Linked DNA regions of Mus musculus: regions 1 and 3 are each linked to region 2. A link is a loop called in an ENCODE intact Hi-C map of the cell type or tissue named here. Cell type or tissue: heart. All regions are shown on one strand. Region 1 overlaps Dtd1 (D-tyrosyl-tRNA deacylase 1). Region 2 overlaps Slc24a3 (solute carrier family 24 (sodium/potassium/calcium exchanger), member 3). Region 3 has its middle 160 kb from the start of Slc24a3.

Region 1 (8,000 bases), 880 kb after region 2:
ACAAACAGAGGTTGCAGAGTATTTTTAGATACCATGCAGCTGAGAGGGAGGAGGGATTGGCCTGGAGGAAACCAACACCTGAACCAGATGGAAATGGCAATGTCAGATTCCCTGCGGTTCCGCTGCTCTCAAATGTCCATGTGCTGGTGGAGAACATGATTAGAAATGGCAGTCTACTCGTCTTCCTCACCCCACACCCTCACATGCCCAGAAGTTATGCATTTTAGCAAGTACCCTGGGTACCTGTATGGCAGGAGTCCTCAGGCCACCCCTGGAGGAATGCTATCACCAGCTCACACTGACTTTGAAGGAGAGACACACTGCAGCTCCCAGTCCATAGCATTTTCCAGAAACTACACACACACACACACCATGAGGCTGAGCTCAAAATAGTTTGTGCATCTCAAAAGCCCACCTGAGCCAATTAAGACCCCACTCGCCCAATTTAACCTCTTAGAGACTGGCTAGCTAATAGCAAATGTAAAATAGCAAATGCCTTTTCAATCATTACACTGCCCTCAAAATGTATTATCATGGCAAGGTCTTTATGTAGTTGGGTGTTCTGTGTATTAAGCACATCCTTGAAGCAATCATAGTAAACGCTGCATTTCTATCACTTCCAGAGCACTCTTCACATTCCAATGCTGAGATACTTAACACCATCCCACAAAACACAACTGGATGGAGGAACGTTTTTTACAATTACCTAGGACTCCTGATAAATCACTTAAAAGTTAAGGATTCACAATTAAAATCTTGAGCCTCTGTGATGAAATTATTGCTATGTTCAAAACATAAGCCCTGGGGGAAAACAGAATTGACCAATTCTTAGAATCAAAAAGGATGATATAATCTTTGACAGGTCGTGTAAGCAAGGTGAGGGGTCACTGCTCATCTACCACAAATGAAACCAGCTCCCAAAATAATGAAAAAGCTCTGCCCAACTACAAAATAAAACTTCTCTCCAGATCTTCCCGACACACAAACGTGTCAGGAACAAATTAAGTGCTTAAAGTTTAAGTCACTAATACATTTGTGCTCTGATAGATTGGTTTAGAGCAAAATAGATTCTTTGGCTTGGTGCAACTAGAAACTGTGCACGTATCAGAGACAGGGCTGTGAATCACAGTTTCAAAACTGCCATCCAAATTCCCATCACAAGGAAAAACTCTTCAAGTTTTACAACTCTGATAGCGCAGGCTATAGATTCAAGACGGTAAGATGAAAGTCAATTGATCCGACCACCCATCGATGGGCTCCCAAGCAGAGAGGCACAGTCACATGTGTCTTGGGAAGGCTTCTTAAGACTGCAGTGTACTGACTCAGGACAACCGCCCACATGGAAATGAGTTAAAGAACTGAAAGAAAGGGGAGCCCTGGCAAGTCCCCACCAGAAGGGAGAGCCTGCTTGCAGACATGTGGTGGGCTCCGGCCTTTCCATTCATGGGCTAGGCATTCTGGCGGGTGTTAGACAAGGCCTGGGACACCTGACTGCCGCTAGTAGTGGGCAGAGATGAGGAAGTTCAGGAGCCCCACCCACTCACTCTCCAAACCACTCCCCACAGGGCTGTTTTTATTTCATAACTCACAGTAAAGCAGATGTTCAAACCAAGAGAACCAGAAACCAGGCAGGATTCCACATGTGAGAGAGGTCTGGCCAAATCCTTGTCTCACCCTGGTGGGAGGCCTTCAACATAGACTGGAACCCAGAAACCAGTGTCACCAGAACAATGACCATGACAACAACACAAACTGTATAATGGAGGAGCAACCGAAGCAGAAATAAAACGAACTCAGCCAGTATTTCTTCAGCCAACTAATGTGACAGAACAGACTACAATACTGTGAGAAGTGGTAAGACCCAAGTCCCATGTCAGCAACCAGACCTGCAAACATCTTACTGAAGCAAGTCAAGTACCCGAGCCTGTTGGAACTGGCCGGTGTCAGGGGAGATTCTGATCTAGAGCCAAACATAAAACCAGCAGAAAGGGGAATATCTGCATTCCTTCCATGAAAAGGCCAGCATCCACATGACTATTCCTTGTGATAGAGCTTCTCACTAGATAGGTCCCTCATCTGCAGCTCCATAAATGGCAAGCTGTGTGGACACCTGCATCAGGCTGTCTGGCAGAAGCCATATGTGTTTATCTGTCTGTCCTCTGTATCACCTGAATTCCACAGCACTGATTAAAGGCTGCTCCAGTCGACAGAGACAGAAGGATAAGCAGAAACACCAAATGGACTTCTTTTCCATCCCCTGCTGCACCCTACAAATTCCCTCCAGATCCTCCAGATACCACAAATGTGTCTGTTTCCACCCTCCCAGGTCCAGGCACAGTGATAGACACTGGCTGGTAAGCACAGAGAGGAAGTTATAGCTAAAGCAACAGCATTACTCAAAGAAGCATAAAGTTAAAAGCTTCATGGAGTTAGAGGCACCATTCTGCACTAGTCAGCTCCTGACAGTGATCTGTCAATAGACACATGAGTTAGTGCAAAGATGTGTGTTAGAGGTTCATTTTTCTAGCTTCTTCCAGTGTTTCTACTTAGTCAGGCTTTCAACCACAGTAAATAAATGAGCACATAAGTAATTCCTAGCCATATTCTTAAATAGGAGGGCTCTGAACCCCAGAAAAGAACCCTTCCATTACCCAATGTGCTGCCTCGCTAGGAGAAATGCCCACCTGCTCTTACATAATGTCACTTCGTCCATGTGAGTGTCAGGGAAGTAGCCCCCACTCAGGAAAGGTCACTTAAGATTAAAACCAGAACAAGTGTCTACCTCAGGGATGCTGGGCTAGGGTGCTGATCTCCCACCATCTAGGCGTCTGCAGACATGCACCTGCAACCATGCACAGGTAAACATCAGGAAGCCCCAGAACCCTGTTCTCCCACAGCCACAGCACACAGGAAAGCACAGGCTCCCACAGGAGGGAGGCAGCTCCCGCTCAGCTCGCATAGCCTGAGACCCGGGCAAATGCCCCCTACAAAGGAAGGATGGATGGATGCTCTTCTTCCAGCATCTTCTTACATCACAGGATATCATCCGCCTAACTGCAGCCTACAGAACGGTCAGGCAAGCTGCTGATGTGACTGTAGGAAAGACACAAATGCTGCAATGCCTAGTCCCAGAAGTAGGCAGAGTTCTGGCTAAGGCAAGCCAACCGCTGGTTACTTTACCAGCTCAGTCTCCATCCATTCAATGCCTATTGATGAAGCACTAGAACCTCTGAAGACAAGAATCTGCCTGCGCTTGAAGCCCAAGTTTGAAAACAACCAAGAATCCCTTCTCTCTCCGTCAGGGAGGTCAGCTGAGCCTCCTGTTCCCTGAGAGACTGGCCCAGCTCAGTAGCAGAAGTGGCAGTAGCCTTCTTAGAACCAGGACAATCGGTGGGGGAGGAGCTCATGAGGTCCCATCCCCCACTGAGGGAGAAAGGACAAGTGGCTGAGAAAGGCATGTGTGTCATTTCTAGTCAGAATAAGCTGTCCATGCTCCAGTAAGTAATGCCTCACCCGTGCCTGTGCAAGCAGCTGTAAGGAAATTCAGTGCATCTCACGCACACACACACACACACACACACACACCCATGCACACGCACACATGCACACGGGCACACACGCGTGCACATACAAATAATAATAAACTAGACAAGAAGCTTGTCGGAAAAAGGAATTTTCACTGGGGGAAGAAAATAGATAAGAGAAGAGAACAAAAAAATAAAATTCAATATATGAGCATATGAAATTATCAAAGAATTTTTAAAGAAACCTTTATATTTCAGCTATGTATTCAATGTAATAAATGTTTCTAATAATTTAAATAAATAACAATAATTTAAATAAATAACTGGCATCATGATACTCACAGACAGCACAGTCCACAGCCTACAAGACGCTGTTCCTACTCAAATGACACATCTCTGAGCACATTTCGTGCAGGGGTGTACACCTTAGGAGTGGTGAAGAAGGGGGCTAAGCAGAGAAGCAGGAAGACAGTGACAAGTAGAACAGCATGACAGTGGCTAGGGCACCACTGCCCTGAAGGGTGGAGAGAAACCCCTCCTCGGAGAAGATGTTGCCACTGGAACCAGGAAGGTCTGGCTGGCTTCTTCTTGGGCTGGAGAGAGAACATGCCTGAGTTCTGCACCAAGAAAGCTCGCAAGAGCACGCAGAATGGGCGGGATGGCCCTAGAGGTACAGCCTTCCAGCCTTGTTGACAGAAAATACTAGGATTGTCTGCTACATGCTTTGGGAAGGCACCAAAGTGTCTGAGCCATATGGCTGTCACATTCCTTGTGTTCTATGCTGACTAAACGTCTTTCATAGTCTCTGACTTTCCTGGTTTCTCTTTCTCTAGATCCATGTCTGAGAGCGAGGATCAGGTGGCAGGCAGTACGTCTGTCCCTCCTCACACTCTCATACACACATAGGCACTCACAGGCTTGCATACAAACACACCTTGTTCATCTGCACAGATGGCTTACAGAGTTGACATTTCTTAGAAACTGGCCAAAAGAACCATTTTTCTGTAACACTGAAACTTGCCAAATGAATGGTTTTCCATAATACAACTGTAGAATTTGGAATATAGTAAGGAAGTAAAACACTTAGGATTAAAAGCTTACTTGACAGAAACACATGTCTTTCTATCAGTAAGACAAATTTGGCTGTGCTCTTCCTATCTACACGAAAGCAAGCCAAGACACTGTCTGCTGCAAGAGAAGCCCGTCTAGCTGAAAGGGAAAGGCAGAGAGGCCACAGCACAGGAAGGCACCATGGTCACCTTGGCTCTTCTGTGCCCACTGGCTGCCACCTGCTGGAGAGCCAACGGATGGAAACCTGCATGAATGTCTAGGGTCAGGAAAAGCTACAGATGTGAAATTGGACAACACATGAATTTTAACAGCAAGGACCTCTAGGACTACATAAAGTCTTCTTTAACCTAATAAATTAATATAACTTCCTCCGATGTTTAAAGAACAATGTTTGAGGCTCATCAGGTTTCTCTAGTTTTATGGGATATTACAGGTATACAACATGCCATTTTAAAATAGTTTAGATGGAATGAAAAAGCCAACCTAAAACTTTCCCAAAATACAGTTAAAGCAGAATAATTCCTCAAAACTATGGGACAACAATCACATAAAGCCAAAGGGAACAGCAGGAGCAGAAAGAAAAGTGAGAGAGACTGCCACCCTGCAAGCTGCGGCTCCGCTGGCTTCCGCGATCAAGCAGACCATAGTGGCAGCAATGGCCGGGAGGACGAGGGAAAGAGACACGAAAGCTGTCATGCACCGGGACAACCAAGAGGTCAGTGGGGACCTTAAGCCCCCGAGGGCAGAGCAGAAGGAAGATGCCGAGGGACTCGCCCACTGTAGACCAGGAAGCACAGATGCCCCAGAGGCCCCAGAATGGCTCAGGGCACTCACTTGCCTAGTGTGCATGAGACAGTGGGATGAATTCCTAGCACCAGAGGAGGGCGAGGCCAGGAAGAGTAAGATGATGAGTAAGCAGGCCCTAGAGAGCTAAGTGAGGCTGCTGAGAGCCTGGAAAGGGGGAGTCAAAACCAGGCCAGACTGGCTGGGCAGGATGTGACCTGTGCCACCACCAAGGGTCTATATTCAAGGAGCCTCTATTCTGTCACCACCTTGAAAATGGTTGGGTTTTTTTTTTTTTTCTTATTGTCTTATTTCTCAGGGACATCAGAAAGTTTGGAATCCCTAATTAAGTAATCCCTGATTTCCAAAGGCACTACCCATGAAAAAAAGGCCGGCTGCTACTTGAGGAGCCACGTGGTACGAAGGAAAGCTCCTACGGGGTCTGAACAGGGGTCTTCACTTTGGCTCTGGCCTCAGCCCAGGAAGGGAAGCTTTGCTGCTACACTGAAGTGGGGAGTGGGGAGCAGCCGGGCTGATGCCATCTGCTGACCTCTTTCTCTGCAAAGAAAAGAGAACTGTCTGCCAAGACCAGAAGAAAGCCAGGGGCGTGCCGGGGGGGGGGGGGGGGGATGGAGAAATCTGGTAGACTCCACTGTAACCAGGCGGCAAGGTTAGCATGACTGCGGTGAGACAAACTGGTGTCGCATGCATACTGCCTGATGATGCCCTAAGAAGAGAACAAGATGGCTTTTGGACAGCCGCTCTTCCCACCACACCACAGTGCCTTGCTCTAACCACAGACACAAAATTGAGAAAAGGTCTACCGAACAGCATTCCAGAAAGGGTCAAGGTCGTGAAACACAGGAAAGACTAAGGAACTGACTCAGGTTGAACAAAACAAAGAGAAATGACAACTGTAATGCAATGGAATTTGCAATGTTGCACAGCTAAAACAAAAACTAGTTAGACTACAGGATGTGGTGCCTTCCTGTAAGATCTAGCCAAGCAGCAGAGGCGGCAGCCACAGCAACTGAGCACTGGCTGCTCATGCCTATAATCCTGGCACTTAGAAGAGTGTGGAAAGAGACTGACTGGGTTCAAGACCAGCCTGGACTACAAAGTGATACCTTGTGTCAGAAAAAGGAAGGAACGGAAAATGGGAAAGGAAAGAAAGGAGGAGGGAGAAGAGAAGAAAGAAAGGAGGAGGAAGAAGGGAGGGAGGGAGGGAGGGAGGGAGAGGGCGGGCTAGTGAGTTCATATAAGGCTCTAATGTAGCTAATAGTGTTGGATCAGGGCTAACTTCAGTATGTGATCACTCTAAATAATACATCAAAACTAGGAAAGCCAGGAAAGACTGTAGCAGGGTTCTGTGGGCTCTCCTGTGAGGCTCAAATTATCTCAAAGTTTACATTTCCCTGTAGATTGTTTGTGATTTTTAAAACGTTATCAGTAGGGGTTGGAGAGGTTGCTCAGCGGGTTGGAGCACTGACTGATCTTCCAAAGGTCCTGAGTTCAATTCCCAGCAACCACACAATGGTCATCTATACTAGGATCCAAAGCCCTCTTCTGGTATACAGATGAACATGCAGACTGAGCATTCATATAGATAGGTAGGTAGATAGATAGATAGATAGATAGATAGATAGATAGATAGATAGACAGACAAACAGACGGACAGATGGATGGACAGATGAAATGTGTCAGTAATAGCAACAACCTCAGTTCCACTTTTGAAGCTTAATGCCATGCAGACATGGTCCTACCTCTCAGCCAACACAAAGTGTCAATGGCTCCACACCAGCACTCAGCCTTGTTTATATCCTGCATCCCCCACGTGAGCTCATCGTTCCACTTTGCAGCATCCTAGGAAGGGGACGATGCTAGGAAGGAAGAGCAGGAACAGGCCTAGTTCCACAGCCTGCCATGCCTCATGTCTCTATCAAGTGGATTAATTAAAGCTTTTATATATGCTAAACACAATGGGACAGCATAAGTTTGCAAGACTATTACACATCCCTTTTCTCTGTTTTAATTACATTCTTCCTGAATGCTTATAGAGTTGGCAGTAAATCCAGGTCAGATGTTGCTTTAGAAAAATGAAGACTTATAAAGAATCTTGAGTGGCTCATCTACCACCCACACCTTGGACAAAATCCAATCCAGGTAACCACTCTCACTGGGTACACTAGCCAGGGTCGCTGCTCTGCTGCCACCCAGTGGCAACTGGGTGACATGACACCTAGCCCAAGAACTAGAAGAACAGACGCTTCTAAGAACACTTTGTCTACACGGTGGAGCAGAGACATGCTCAGGAGTTCTTGAGAAGAGAGAAAGTAAGATAGACGTGAGGCTGCAGCCATGAAGGGTTTCCTCCACCTCAGGATGAGGACTTCCCCAGAGACAATGATTAGGTCAAGGCACATTACCTATCTATACCCTCCAGACTGGCAGGCTCCAGGTTCTAGGCTTACCTGCTTTGGGTCAGAGCTAGCAGCTCCAGGAGCAGGGGACTCCAGCTCTATAGTCACAGGCCCATCGTTCTGAATGTGCACCTGCATGTAGGCACCAAACTTGCCATCTGAAAAAACAATCAAACAAATTCAAGAGTTGGAGACCCCAGGT
Region 2 (8,000 bases):
CTAAAATAAATTCTTCAAAATCCCCCAGCTAGCAAACAGCAAAGCAAGAATGCAATCCCAGTTCAATCTGATTCTTTGGCCCATGTTCCTCCTCCAATACAATAGTCTGTGCCTTCTGCAAAGATGTGAGGCAACCTACAAAAGCGGCAAGTGGATGGCTTTGGAAATCGCCAAGTAGGCACAGGATTAAAAGAAGAAGAAGAGAAAAAGAAAATAAAGAAAAAGAAGGGAAGCTATAGCTAGGATCACGCCAGTGGCTATTCCCAGTAGAAGCTCTGCTTGTCACCTTTCTTTAGTGGGGCTGTGAGACCAGCCAGCAAAGTCCTGGAGAAGGGGTAGGAAGATGGATGCCAACAACCTGTGCAGCATCCATGGTATCCTAGCCAAGCTTGTGATGAGTGGTGCTACTGATGAATTACACGGCTCGAACACACTGCATTTCATTTCATAAGTAATTAGCTGTGTGGCCCTGAGTAGACATCACCCAGCCATTTGTTTCATTTCTTTACATTATCTCTTTGCCTCTGGGCTTGCTTCAGAATCAAGCTGCAGGTACAAATGACTAATGAACTAATGACAACACTAATAACGGCCCAGCTAATAATCATACTGCTAATGGTGACAATGCTAATTAAGAAAGTGCTAGCAGCAACAGCATCTGCTGGTGTGACTATTATTCGTCTCTGGAAGGCAACGATGAGCTGGTCAGGCAGGATAGAGCCAGGCGAGGGCAATGGCAGTAAAGGCAGGCACGTGGCTCATTCTTTTGGCACTAACTACCTATGTAGGAGAAGTCAGGAACACTACAGTGTAGACCCAGTCACCTTAACACTATGGGTCCTGGGGAAAGCAGAAAATATTTAGCCTAGTGAGTGAGCCAGACCTCAGTCATCATGAGCAAATCCAGGACTCTCTTATCAGAGCTAGCCTGTCCACCGGGGAGCCCTGGAGCTGGTGCTCGGTAAGATCCAGGTGTCCTTCTGCCTGTTGCTCGGAAGGAACAAACGCAGCAGGCAGAGAGGGTAGATCAGTCGGCATGTGAATGGGGACAGTTACAATGGGCCATGGAGACCAGCAATGAATTTTATGGGAACTCTTGAGTATACATTCAAGAGACTGACCTCATGGCATGCCCAGCAGCTTCTGAGAGACACACAGGCCTGACACACTTGAGAGAAAAGCTCACCAGGATTGGACTTTACACCAAGCAGACACTTTCCCCAGGGCACAAAACAGACCACACTGAGGTTCCTGATCAGGTGAAGCGGATTTCGGCTCCCTCAGTATTTTAAATAGAGTCACAGCTAGAATAGTAGAAATAGGTTTTTCTAGAAGATACTGAGTCTTGGGTGTTTTGTCAGAGAACTGAGGATCTCATATCTAGTGACTACTTCTCTGAGGAAACTAGGCTCTGAGAGCCACAGGGAAGCTGTATGTCCCACTCTAACCTTGGCTTCAGGCTCTAACCTTGGCTGCCCAATAGTCTCACACTCTGGCGACTTCTGAACAAATCCCTGAGACTATTAGAGAGATAACAGCATTCAGAAAGGACAGTGGCTCTGCCAGGATGCTCCCTGGCATTAGAATGGACTCCTGAGGTTGACTTGGGTATTCAAGGCTCCTCTAGACTACAAAAGCTCTAGCCTGCAGGAAGAAAGGCAACACCCTGAACTGTGACAACGATGAATTCTTTAAGTAGAAAATTTTTTTTTCTTCTTTTCTTTTCTGCCTTTCTCATTTATCTCATTTCCTCTGAGGCACCGCACATTCTAGTGTGGATCAGTAGCTCTCAAAAGGAGGTGTGTGGGGGAGCACTTTCAAGCTCACAGTTAACATTGTTAGGCTTGCTAATTTCCTATGTGGAACTGGGGTTCAATAATCCATCAACCTGGAAACCAAGTAACAGTGGCTTCAGGATGGAGACCTCCAATCACACTGCCCAAGGCGCCAGTGTGGGTGAATTCCAACATGATGGTCCCTGCCTCGGCTCCATACTTCCATCTTCTCGATATCAAGTAGAACCATCGCAAAGGAGTTGCCAGTCCTACCTGCCCTGCAAAGAGCCCGCAGACGCCAATGATGCACAGGATGTTGAACACGGCAGAGCCCACGATGGTGCCAACTCCCACATCACCCTTTGTGATGAAGACTCCTGAAACACAAACCAACACCAATCTGGCTGTAGTGGTCCAGCTGCATCCCAAGGACATTCGAAGGACATCTCCTAGTTCTAGACTATACTGAGGATCCAGAGGAAATAGGCAAGTTTTGGAGGGAGTTTTTGAACCCAGAGGTTAGACTTTTCCTTAGTAGCAACGTCCCTGGGTCTAGGAAAAGTTCGCACACAGTTAAACCAGTGAATGGCCACAGCAGAGTGGAAGGTTCTGCTTGGGATCTATGAAGTTAATTTTTTATAAGTGGGAGACAACTCAAATTTGAGGACCTTCTTCCCTAGAACCCCTTTTTCTTATATAGGTAAGGGCTGAGACATTCTCTTAGCATCACCTACCTATGACCGACGTGAACAGCTCTGGGGCCGAGCTGCCTGCTGCCATGAATGTGGCTCCTGCCACATCTTCACTGAGGTGGAGGCGCTGCATGGGAGCAAAGACAAGACAGGTGAGATGGGATCTTTCCTTGGGAAACACATGCCTGTGGCTCCTGAGGTCCTAAGCACGGGGACTTCAGAAGGACCCAGGGGCTGGGTTCAGTCCCTCTCACTATCCCTCCACTCAGAGCCTGGCTGCTCCTGCTCTCTGCTCAGCATCCTCACTTGCAAGATCAGCAGGGACTACATGACTCTCATTAGCCAATGTCCTTACAGAAGATTTAGGAGTCTGTAACCCAAATCTATCAAGAGGATGTCTAGTTGATAACCAGGAGGGTGGAGTAGCGAGTCAAAAACATCCTGGACAGCGGCGGACAGCCATTTTCTTTCTAATGGCAGCTGTGGTCAGCTCCCTTGGTGTCTGCAGACACTGATTTTAGAAGAGATGTGTGTGATCTAGAGTTGTGTGCAAACACCATGGCTGTTATAGTGCTTTTGAATAACTTCAATCTCATAGCCGCCAATTTGCGAGAGGTTAGTAGATCCAGGGAGTAGTCACTGTCCTGAAGCACACTCCAAACCCTCGACCTTCAAACTCTGGGTAGCACGTCATGAGAGAAGACTTGAGACAGACTAGAAAATAATGCAGCCCATTTCCCCCAAATCTCAAGTCACCCTGTTGGTTAAACGGGAAGGTGGTTTTCAAGAACACAAGATGAATGTACACGAGAGGCTGGTTGGTGTGTTTAGCTTTCCGGAATTCCACCGTGGCCCAGAAAGTAAGCTGCCAGCGGTTGGGAAGCAGCCAGTTCCCTTCGGGCATCAGGGCAGAGACTTCCAGTTTCCACTGCCAGCCTTCTTTCTTTCTTTCTCAGCAGCACCAGTGGCTGCACTTCCATGCTTGGCCACACAGAGGCAGTGTGGCCTTGGAGGTGCTACAGATAGAGGCATGCTCACCGTTGAGGTTCTCATGGGGTACTGAGGAGACCCTGAGATGGTACCTCAGCACTAAAAACCTTGGCTGGTGCGGAAGCCCCAGCACTGGAATCTCAATAGATGGGGATGGCGGGAAGACAGCAAGCCAAAAATGAGCTCCCGGAATCGCCTTGAGTTGCTGTGCTTCCCTTCCAAGATCTATGGACTGGTAGTAATGGTTGCTTATGAGGCTTGGCCATATGTCCAGTTTCACTCTTGCTTCCACATCTCCTTCCTTTCCACCCTCCTTTATGCCTAATACACTCCAGCCTGGCAATACTGCACTGGCCTCTTAGAATCACTAGTCACGAGGTCCTCTTGCTTCTGCACTGCTAGCGGCTATGATGAGGGCCAGGGAGAATTTTCCTAAGCTTCATCCAGAGCGGAGAATAATTCACCACAGCTGGACACCCTGGGCTCCCCAGGAACAACAGGTCCTGTCATTCTCATTTAGATCCAGTGGCTCAGGTATTCTCTGCTTGTTCCTAAATGAGCCCTTTCCTTCAGGCCCCTTTGGTCCATCCCTCCACACAGCCCTGCATGGGTACCAGGGCGGAATCTATCACTTGATTCCTTTTCTCTGCACCAAGTCCCCACTGGCTTCATCCAACTGTCTATGAATGCAGTCAGCCTTTGAGATCAGTGGGGTTAGTCATACTCAAACCCAAGCAGTGTTCAAATTTCATATAAAATACTGCAGTGTTTGCATATAACAGATACATTTTCCCATGTTCTGTCAATCATCTCTAGATTGCTAACAATCCCTAACACAATGTAAATGCCATGTAAAAACCTGTATTGTCCAGGGCATACCAATAAGGAAGACTCTCTGTATCTGCTCCATACTGATCCAAATTAAAAAAAAAAAAAGTTGGATCTCCTAAGCATAGTGGTGCATGCTTTTAATCCCAGCACTCATTCAGAGACAGGCAGATCTGTGAATTCAAGGCCAGCTTGATCTATACAGTGAATTCCAGGACAGCCAGGGCTGCACACAGAGACCCTGTTTTGAAAAACCAAACCAAACCAACCAACCAACCAACTAAACAAACAACCCTCCACCCCCAAACCCAAAACAACCACAATAGAAAGAGTTGGATCGGTTTGATCCAAGGTTGAATGCCTGGCTGTGGAACCTATATGGAGAAGGTGGAATGTTGTGGGTTACTCAGTGGTTTCTAAGCCCACAAATGGCCAGAGCCGGGCTGTGCACTCCCTAGTTTCCTTCCCAGCCTTTGGCAAGCAGCTTAGCTGAGGAAGAGCCTAGCTCAGTGTTTACAGTACTTAGAGTGGGCAGTCTCTCTCCCCCACAGCCCAGGAGGCCCCATTACTGCTTTCATGGCTTCCTGGGTGTCCTACTCTTGACATCTGATATCCTTGTGCAAGCAAAACCTTCTGACCAACCTCAGGCTGCTATCTCATGACCAAGAACGCCGCCACGGTCCTCCCCTTGCTGAGTCTTCACTTGTTGGCTCTTTCTGAAACATCTTTCTGTCTTTGCTTTAGTGTAGCAGAGTCTGAGTCTGTCTATTTACTGTTGACAAAGGACTCTAACACCTTTGTGGGTTCCCTCATGCAACCTCATGACTGTCTAAAATTTAGTGACTCACCTGGCCTGTTGCTGCCATATTGGCTCCTTTCTCTTTTCTGCTTAACGTTTTTTTCCTGGTTTGAACTTGATCCCCCTCCAAGCTATGACTTATTGCACAATGTGGATTTCTTTCTAGAATCATTTTTCACCAAAGTCTAAACAGCATCTCCTTGAACATCTCCGTTTAGCCCAAGTTAATCTGAGAGCAAGCTCTGAGCATACACTATCACCTCTCTGTAAAGGGATTAGGGAAAGAAAAGATGGTATAGAGTCCCAGGCTAGGAAATCCTGCTAAGCTGCAAGAGGGTGGTCCTGTATCACCACCACCCTCCATCCTGTGAAAGAATGGAACTTCAGAGTTGGCCACAGGCTCTCAGAAGACAAACACAGCTCTCAAAGGAGATACAAACTTTGCTCCAGGCATGCCATGAGTCCAGCAACTAGGATGGCTTTAAGTACATGGAGCTGCACTCAGAGATAGGCATGGGGCATGGCATGATTTCTTGTCAACTACTTTGCTCCTAAAACTGGACTGGGATGGGAACAGGGAGCATTCTTGGAAGGGAGGCCCTTCATCTGCATTCCTTCTCCCTGGATAGCTGTGTACCCCAGAGGCAGAGCCAGTTTTGACAAAAACCTGTTGTAAGTGGTTGCAGAGTTGCAACAGGTAAGAAGACGACCCAGTGGTAAGCTCAGACTGACCTGGACTCCATTCCTAAATATCTGTGTGGCCACTGGTGGGATGCTCTGAGTCCCTGCATTTTTGTCTCTTGATTTCTAGAGGGAAGCTAACTGTGGTTACCTGGTAGAATCCTAGACGTGGTTAAAGAGAGAATAGGCACATTTAACCCATACTGACTTAGCTACACAGCCAGCTTCCTGTAACCCAGGGCCCAGTCAAAACAGTATCTTTATCCCATCAAACGTTTTCTTTCCTTCCTAGCTTTTTGTAAAGTCTCACTCTACTCTCTTCTGTCCTGCCAGCTACTTTGTTTTTTTTCTCTCTAGAAGGATGTGTGTGTCCTCAAAAATTCTATGTGTTTCCTTATTGGAGGGTACAAGTTGATGGCTGTATTTAATATTTCTGGGGTGCAATAACTACCTTTGTTATTGACAACAAAAGAAACTTTTCTGGGGAAAGGTAGAGCCATTTTGCTTTGTGTAAGTGTGAAGTACCAACTGTTGGTCAGTGGGCCCTGTGTGTGCTCTTCAGTCACTGACACAACTAATCATGGGTGGAAAGCCAAAGTGAACCTGTATTCTCACTAAACATGAACAAGCTTTTCCTTCATCATCTCCCTCTGAGGAGTCTACTCTGACAGATCCTTCCATGCACTGAAATTGTGCGTCATCTAGATATGGTTGGAACTTGACAGTCCTCCACTACTCCAGTAAGAAGGGAGTTGACCATCTGAGGATTTGGAAACCACCTGCCATGAATACTGAAGGAGCGCAAGTGCCCCCACTAAGGACTGAACGTTTTCTTGCCTTTGACACAAGGTGAGCCTATTCCCAGGCTGGATCACTGTGACACTCCTGTCCCCACTAGAATACAGTGCATTTCAGGTGCCACTTTACTTTCTTTGATCTACTGTCACTGCAAAGAGGAACACACTTCCGTAACCTTTCTAGGATCGGTGTGCAATGACTGCTTATCCCTAAGTACAAAATGAACAAACGTCCAAGGCTTGGAAGAAACAGCCTAGGTTAATAATCTTCCACGTGAAGTTTGCAGACCAGCATCCTCAGCATCCCCTGGGACCTGATTAGATAGATAGATTCTGGCCACATCCTCTGGGGGTGGTTGGAACCTAGTGAATCAGGTACTGTGGGTAGAGCAAGATGAGGCCACAAAGCTTGATGGCTACTGGACTTCCTGGAAACTCGGATAATGAATTACAAACAGTAGATCAAAGAAAACGCAAAGCTTGCACATAAGAAAACTAGATCTCAGAACAGTGGGATGAAAGTGAAGAGGAATGAGAGCTTTCTTGATAGGGTGAACATTAACGAAACCTTTTTAGGTTCATTTATTCAGTGTGTGTGTGTGTGTGTGTGTGTGTGTGTGTGTGTGTATGTACACATTTAGTGAAGGTACCAGGGTACATATGTGGAGATCAGAAGACAGCTTGTTGGAGTCTGTTTTCTCCTTCCACCTTGTGAGACCTGAGGGTTGAACTCAGGCCATCACACTTGACGGCCAGTGCTTGATCCATCCTGCCGACCCCTGAATATTTGTTTTTAAACTTGCTGTTCACCCTGGCATTTTCTATGATAATGGGTACAAAATTCACAACAAATACTCTGTGCCCAGCTCTCTTGCCCCAGAGCCTGCCAGGCATCCACCCAGAGTATAAATAGAGAGGGAGTATAAGGGAGACATGTGGTAGTGATAGGTTCTTACCCCAACAGGACTCCAGAGGGAAGAAATGATGGAAAGAGAAGTAGAAGGAATGATAGAGAACAAGAAGCAGCAGAAGTGAAAAGCGGGAGAGGGATAGAGCCCAACATAGAGATGACGCTCCAGGCCTGGGGTGCTGACTGTGGGTTTAACACACAGGGAACCAGGGTTATTTGAAAAACAATTTACCTACAAGGAACACACAGCTTTGGTCTTGTCATTATTCCCTAAGCAACAGAGTATAGCATCTGTCTCCACAGGATTTATGTCATGGTGATGAAGGATATAGGAGGATCTATGTGGGTTGTTTGCAAATACTGCCCCTTTCTCCATGCACTTCACATGCTAGAGTGTCCACAAACTATGTTTCTGGTGAACAGTCTGGAACTATTCCCACGGATATGCAGAGAAGACTGTAGCACTAGCAGTAATGATGGATGCAGTCGGGAGAGCTGGTGAGGGGGGTTAATTCCTAGCCATCCACC
Region 3 (8,000 bases), 510 kb after region 2:
TAAAATAGAGAAGAGACAGAAGAGACAGGAAAGGTGTGATTGTAGACACAATGCTCTGCCTGTGTGGGTTAGCTTCAGTGACATTGTCTCTTGGGTTCTGTCTTTTACTTAGCAAACACAGAAACCATAGATTGTGTCTAATCATACCTAGGAGGAGGTTACTCAGAATTATTCAACAGTAGTGTAAAAGGCTGCTTCACAGGTTATCACTGTCAATCTGGCTGATCCCACAATCTAGTGAAGAGTCTTTCTCATGCCCAAAAGTTCTGCAAAACTACACTGCCCAACAGAACCAGTACAGAGGCAACACTGTCACCTCTCGTATTTTCCATTTCACATATACTTTCTCAAAATAGATTTTTGGTGGGGGTGGGAAACAAGGGACCACGTTAGAATGTAAGATAAATCCATTGCAGGAAACTTCCATTCCCATGGCCAACCACTGCTCTTGAGAGCCTAGGAAAGGCCACATACACCATTTTTAGCATTCCCTCCTGTGCACTGAAATTTTTGCTAGTATAAAACTTGTTCATGACCTTGAAAATGCATTAGAAAGATCTGGGTTTGAACAGTCGCTCTGCCACTCAATAACTGTGATTGGACAAGTATATTAACCTCTTTCTGCGTCAATTTCTCATCTTTAAAATTGAGGTAATAGAAGGTTTTTAAAAAGTAGTAAGAGGATTTAAAAAGATAAGGTATTCAGCAATGATTAGATGGGCATTTACAACATTCTAGTCACAATTTCTATGTGCTTAGCAGGTCATTTAATGAAGAAAGTAATACTTCTTATGCTCATGAAATGCTGTTCTGGTGTGGAGAGATTAAGAATCTACAGAAAATCAAACATGTAAATGAGCTAATGTGCAGAAAGTGGATATGATACTGAAGAGCCTCTCTGTTCAGCAGGTAAAGTGGAAGGGAGAGGAGCATGATGCCCCTTTGCCACTTATTCCAGTGAGAGGTAAGATCTAACCCCTATCCCCCTATAACAGGCTCTCCATATACCATAAGGTGATGTCCTGGGAGCCTAAGGCAGGACCAGGAAACCTCAACTTCTTTCTAGAGCTCTAGGAACATTCTTTCAGTAAACACAGAAGTCCCATGTGCTAAGTTTGTCTTCTCCATTCTACCATATTGGGGAGACCACATTGAGATCTCTGCTATACCATCTGACAGCCCCATCCTCCAGCCATCTCTGCCAAAGTTCAGCAAATTGTACAAAGTCATGAGCTCTAGAACAGCCTGTCTAGCAGCTGAATACAACTAAGTGATCTGAACTCTTGCATATGCTTCCAAAGACTACCCACACTGAGTCTGGTCACAGTTGACCCACAGAATCATGAGATATAAAATGCTTGTTGTTTTCAGTTGCTACATTTCAGAATGATTTGTTATTTAACAGTAGATGGTGATATAGATATAGTAGAGCCTGGCTCTAGTGCATAGAACACTCCCAGGCCGTCTGTCATCACATTCTATTCTTTGTTAATATCTTTTTTTTCTAAACTTGCCTCCTTTCACCAGAAAGCATTTCAAAGCCACTGCTCTCATTTTGGGGGAGTAGATTCTGCACCTCTTCTTCGGGACGATGTCCTAAGGAAGACGTTGAAGGGCTCAGACTTCAAAACTTGTGAACAACAGAACAAAGGAAAGGCTCGTGCTCCTATCAGCAAACATTGGCAGATGCACTTGTTCTTTACCACCAAGTTGGACCTTCTCAGTCCCCATTGTTCACAAGATGTTCACGGAAGAGCAGGGAAGTTTCACAGGCAAGTACAATCCTGTATTACTCAGGAAAACAATTATAATGTTTATTCTGCCTCTGTCTCTGCCTCCTGCCTCTGCCTCTCGGCCTCTCGGCCTCTTGGCCTCTCAGCCTCTCTGCCTCTCTGCCTCTCTGCCTCTCTGCCTCTCTGTCTCTCTGCCTCTCTGCCTCTCTGCCTCTCTGCCTCTGCCTCCTTCCTCCCACCCCTCTCTTCATTCCTTATTTTGCACAGTTCTGATCATATGAAAGAAATACAATCTCCCAGGGGGGAAAAAAAGACCAGCCAAATTTTTCAGACCAACAAATTCTAGAGATTGGGAGGGGGGTGGTAAAAGAATGTTATCATGTTAAAATATTGAAATTGATTAAATTTTCCACATAAAGCAAAATCTTACTAAATTACCCATAGAATTGAAATAGAAAGTAAGTGAACTTGAGTAGGCATCCTGAGAAAAGGTTAAGGATCAAAGGATGCAAAGGGCATTTGTAAATGTGAATGGGATGAAAATGAAGAAAAATGTAATAAATTTTAAAAGGTTTAATTTAAAATATCAAGTGTAGTAGGTGTGATGATGCATATCTGTAATTCCAGTACTGAGAAGGCTAAGGCAGGAGAATTGCAACTTAAAGGTTGGCATGTGCAACATAGAAAAACCCTATTTCTTTTTTTTTATTACGTATTTTCCTCAATTACATTTTAAATGCTATCCCAAAAGTCCCCCACACCCTCCCCCCACACACACTCCCCTACCCACCCATTCCCATTTTTTGGCCCTGGTGTTCCCCTGTACTGGGGCATATAAAGCTTGCCTGTCCAATGGGCCTCTCTTTCCAGTGATGGCTGATTAGGCCATCTTTTGATACATATGCAGCTAGAGTCAAGAGCTCCGGGGTACTGGTTAGTTCATAATGTTGCACCTACAGGGTTGCAGATCTCTTTAGCTCCTTGGATACTTTCTCTAGCTCCTCCATTGGGGGCCCTGTGATCCATCCAATAGTTGACTGTGAGCATCCACTTCTGTGTTTGCTAGGCTCCGGTCTAGTCTCACAAGAGACAGCTATATCAGGATCCTTTCAGCAAAATCTTGCTAGTGTATGCAATGGTGTCATCGTTTGGAGGCTAATTATGGGATAGATCCCTGGATATGGCAGTCTCTAGATGGCCCATCCTTTTGTCTCAGCTCTAAACTTTGTCTCTGTAACTCCTTCCATGGGTGATTGTTTCCAATTCTAAGAAGGGGCAAAGTGTCCACACTTTGGTCTTCATTCTTCTTCAGTTTCATGTGTTTTGCAAATTGTACCTTATATCTCGCTATACTAAGTTTCTGGGCTAATATCCACTTATCAGTGAGTACATATCATTTGAGTTCTTTTGTGATTGTGTTACCTCACTCATGATGAAAACCCTATTTCTAAAACATACATCACATGCACACACACTCACACACACGTGTGTGTGTGTGTGTGTGTGTGTTGTAGAAACACAAATGTTGTAGAAAATTTTAATCCCGACCCTGCTTTCTACCCCACCATGATCATTTAGATATCAGATAAAACACACACACACACAACCTTTATATTTACAATACACCTTAATCAGCACTACAGCTGGGCAGATATATACTCTCTGTGCTATTAGAGTCTACTTTCCTGTCAGTAACCCCGAATTATTACTTGTTATGTTTCAACTGGACTGCTCTTATCTCCAACTGGCCAGCCCTCATGGGCCACGTTTTCATGGCTCACCTAACCCATGATGGCATCTCCTTCCTCCTCCTCTCCCTCCTCCTCCTCCTTCATCCTTGACTCCAAGCCCAAAAAAGCTAAACTCCACCTATGCCTTTTCTATCTAGCTATTGGCTGTTGGCATCTTTATTTACCAATCAGGAAAAAATGGGAGGCAGGGTCGCTTGAGTCTATGTGCAGACTCCAGGTCTTAGGGACACACACTTAGCATTACAATAGACAGCAAGACCAAACCTCAACACACACACACACACAAGTCTGTGTGAACAAGATTAGCATTTGTCTATCATACATAAAACCCTTGGTTTTTATCCCCAGAAATGGAGACAGAAATGGAGGAAGGGAAAGAGAGAATTCATTTTAAGCCAGGTATCGCTCACCTGTACTCCTAGCTACTCACGAGGCTAAAGCAAGAGAATTGCTTAAGTCCAGGAGTTTAAGGACAGTCTGGGTAACCTAGCAACACAGAAAATTGTTTTCCCTCTTCCTTTCTGTTTCCATCTAGCTATCTGGCAGGCAGGCAGACAGACAGACAGACAGACAGTCAGACAGACAGGTATGCTACTAATTGGGAATTACATAGATATTTTACAATGTAGTTTTGATAAAGGGTCTTTTCCCCTGCTCCAGGTCAAGGAAATGACATGACTTCAGGTCCTTGTGGCTGATGACATTTCCCAGGGTCATACCGCCATCTAATGACCAGTATATCAATTGTAGGCAAAGTACCCCAGAGAATCTCCATCTTGTGAAACTTCTGCATATTCAAAGGTTAGGTTGATCACTGGAAGAACTGAAATGAATCCATATGTATTCTTCATCTCCGATGGGCCCAGAAAGGTGCTTAGGAATTATGGCAAAAGGAAGTCCCTGTCCTCAAAGGAGTTTGGCTGAAGAGCAGTAAACACATTAGGAAAGATGGTGAAGGATACATGTCTTTAGGATTTGCAGAAAGGAAATACCCACAGCCAACAACCAGATCCCTGGCTTAGTGGGAAAGGAAAGAGACAAAGGAGCATGAAGTTACTTGGAAACCTAAGTAGATCTCGTTTCTGTTTCCTTTGCTGGACTCTAATCTGAAGTTGGAGGAGGAAGGGAGAGAAAGAGGAAGGGATCCAGGGGAACATTCTGATTTTGAGTGCCTACTATGTGCTGGCTTCCATTTCATTTACCTTCCATGGCTACTACAAACAAAAGTTTGCCATGATTTCCTGAGTGTGGGTCTTCATAAATAAAAATCTAAGATCTGACAGTCAAAGGCCCATGCCTTTTACTCTCTGACAAGCCTCAGTGCTTCATAGACTGACCTGTGTCCTAACTCCAAAGCTACTATGACATTTGAGAGTGATCCATGTATGTTGGGGCTTTTCCAATAGGAAAGTGGCTCTTCCTGGAGCTGTCCCATGTGGTGAGGGAATATTCTCATTTTTCCCTAAATAATATATTAGAGGTGGAGCTTTAGCCACAAGAAGTCCACTCAGACCTCTGTGTGGCTTCTAGAGCTACATGGTTACACCAGGCAGAATAGAAACAGGGCTTTGGAGAAATTCCCTTTACAGTTTCTGAGCCAGAGAATTCAATTGTCAGGTAGAAAGTAACAGCCAAGAGTCACTTTACATTGTAGTGTGGGTGCAAGTAAGGACTACCTATCCACAGTACTAGATGTTTCCAAAGCAGGATGAGAACATCATCTTCCAGCACCCACAGGTGCTACCTCCATGGACACCTAAGAAGGGACAGAGAGCAGCCATTACAGGTGTCATTCATTACAGTAGACTCTGTGCCAAGAAAGTCTCTCTGGAAAACCACTGGAACCACACAAGCATTTTATTTATTTATTTATTTATTTATTTATTTGATATTTTCTTTATATACATTTCAAATGCTATCCCAAAAGTTCCCTATACCCTCCCTCCGCCCTGCTCCCCTACCCACCCACTCCCCCTTCTTGGCCCTGGAGTTTCCCTGTACTGGATCATATAAAGTTTGCAAGACAAAGGGGCCTCTATTCCCAATGATGGCCAACTAGGCCATCTTCTGCTACATATGCAGCTAGAGACATGAGCTCCAGGGGTACTGTTCATATTGTTCATATTGTTGTTCCACCTATAGGGTTGCATAACCCTAACCCTAACCCTAACCCTAACCCTAACCCTAACCCTAACCCTAACCCTTCAGCTCCTTGGGTGTTTTCTCTAGCTGCTCTATTGGGGGCCCTGTGTTCCATTTTATAGATGACTGTGAGCATCCACTTCTGTATTTTCCAGGCACTGGCACAGCCTCATACAAAACAGCTATAACAGGGTCCCTTCAGCAAAAATCTATCTGGCATATGCAATAGTGTCTGGGTTTGGTGACTGATTATGGGATGGATCCTCAGGTGGGGTAGTCTCTGGATAGCCCACCCTTTCGTCTTAGCTCTAAACTTTGTCTCTGTAACTCCTTTCATGGGTATTTTGTTCCCTAATGAGTGGAATGAAGTATCCACCCATTGGTTGTCCCTCTTCTTAATTTTCTTGTGTTTTGCAAATTGTATCTTGGGTGTTCTATGTTTCTGGGCTAATATCCACCAATCAGTGAGTGCATATCTAATGACTTCTTTTGTGATTGGGTTACCAAGCATTTTATTTCTAACAGAGGGGATCCATTATAGAGGATGGTTACAGCTAAGAAGCCACATAAAGTTTAATGACTGCCATAGTTACTGTCATTTGCTATGATAAACTCTATGATCTGGTTGGTTGTGTTTTGTTTTTGTTTTTTGAGGGGAGGATTCTTTTTGTCAATTTGATGATAAAAAAAAATGATGGAGTTATATAGGAAGATGAACCTCAACTGAGAAAACAACTTTATCAGATTGCCTATAGGCAAATCTGTAGAGAACTGTCCATTAATTTAAATAACTGATGTGGGAAGGTCCAGCCCACTGTGGGTGGTACCATTCCCTAGACAGGCAGGTCTGAGTCATAGAAAAAAGCAGGCCAAACAAGTCAGGGAAACAAATCAGTAAGCAGCACTCCTCCATGGCCTCTACATCAGTTCCTACTTCCAGGTTCCTTCTCTGAATCCCTACCCTGACTTTCCCCTGTGGTGGGGCGTGACCTTATAGTCGTAAGCTTTAAGTTGTAAGCTTCTTCCCCAAGTTGCCTTTGGTCATGGTCTTTATCACAGCAATAGAAGGCTAAGACACTCCATGACCAAAAACAATCTGATGAGGGAAAGTGTTTTCTTAGCTTACATGTCCTGATCCCAGTCCATCATTGAGGAAGCCTAGGCAAGAAAGGCAAGGCCTGGAGGTGGGACCAAAGCTGAGGCTGTTTGACAATTCCATACAAACACAAAAAGGACTTGTGTGTGTGTGTTTTTTTTTTGTTTTGGTTTTTTTTTAATAAAAAATTGGGGGGAAAATAGAGGAGTAATTTAGGTAAAAATAAGATCTTTTCTTCTTTTATTTTCTTCTTTTTTTGAGATTATAATCTAATTGTATCATTTCCCCCTTCATTTTCTCCTTCCAACCCCTTATACCTTTCCTTCCTCTCTGTCAAATCAATGGACTCTTTGTCGGTAATTTTTGTTACATGAATATTTGTTAGATACATACATATTTCTAAAATATAATCCCCTTGATCTATATAAAGTCACACATCTGTATATTTTTAGGACTGACCATTTGGTTTTGAATAACTAGTTGGTGTGCTCTTCTTTGGGGAAGACTATTTCTCCTGCTATCAACATTCTGTAACTGTCTGAAGTCCTTTGAATATAGGTTTGAGGCCACATGAGCTTTCTCTCATCCACTTTGTCATACCTAACAATGTTGTCCTTGTTCAGCACATGTTCAGGCAGTCATATTAGGAGAAGGCATTTAGTTTGTTCTAATTTAAGGGCCTTTGGGTTCCACATCTGAAGTGCATGGTGTTTTAAGTAATGGAGACTTACCTTTCACCTCTGGGGGGGGGGGTGGTATCTGAAGGCTATAACAATTGCTTGTGCATTTTGCAAATCTTTTGGATGACCCTGACCAAAACTCAAAAATCTCCTGGAGTATGAGTTTTTTCAGATGGTCTTTGACTCTTGGGGGGAACATTGACAGCCTAGATGAGAAATCTTCATTTAAACTGTGCGTGATGACTGCCTGCCTACGTGTGTGTGTGTGTGTGTGTGTGTGTGTGTGTGTGTGTGTGTGTGTGTGTGTGTGCATAGTTAATAGTTTGACTACTTATGACTTCTTCAGACACAGTTACTAATATTTTACCCTCCGCTCTCTTATATTTACCTTCCTCTACATTCTCTAACTATAGACCTCTCTTCCCCATTTCCCTGATCACTTGTACCCTGATCTTCCCCCTCTCTATTGCTCCTCCACCCTGCTATCTTGTCACTGTCCCAGTTTACATTTCTGGTTTCTATAGTTACTATCAGATATGTACTCACACCTGAAGATTTGAAGCTAGGAACCTCCAATGAGAGAGAACATGTGATGGTT

The links. Peaks named below come from ENCODE experiments on the same cell type or tissue, not always from the same donor. Only the 100,000 strongest peaks of a DNase experiment are listed, where the experiment ranks them.
Region 1: it touches region 2 in a loop (7-fold over the local background); 10 of 42 quality-filtered maps call a loop at or near these places.
Region 3: it touches region 2 in a loop (3-fold over the local background); 5 of 42 quality-filtered maps call a loop at or near these places.

Annotation. Positions count from the first base shown.
Region 1 is chr2:144,635,714-144,643,713 of GRCm38, reverse strand. It overlaps Dtd1 (D-tyrosyl-tRNA deacylase 1), which reads right to left. Exons shown (of 6, transcript NM_025314.3): 4 at 7,850-7,956. Among named protein-coding and RNA genes, the nearest start is that of Dtd1, 40 kb to the right of the region's middle. In heart, a CTCF peak has its summit at 4,818 (motif pointing left); a DNase peak (open chromatin) is centred at 1,523.
Region 2 is chr2:145,512,996-145,520,995 of GRCm38, reverse strand. Slc24a3 (solute carrier family 24 (sodium/potassium/calcium exchanger), member 3) reads right to left here. Exons shown (of 17, transcript NM_001356497.1): 5 at 2,510-2,594; 6 at 2,049-2,152. Among named protein-coding and RNA genes, the nearest start is that of Gm14092, 38 kb to the left of the region's middle. In heart, a CTCF peak has its summit at 3,452; a DNase peak (open chromatin) is centred at 3,455.
Region 3 is chr2:144,999,916-145,007,915 of GRCm38, reverse strand. No RefSeq gene overlaps it. Among named protein-coding and RNA genes, the nearest start is that of Slc24a3, 160 kb to the left of the region's middle. In heart, a CTCF peak has its summit at 4,210 (motif pointing left); no DNase peak of the experiment used is centred here.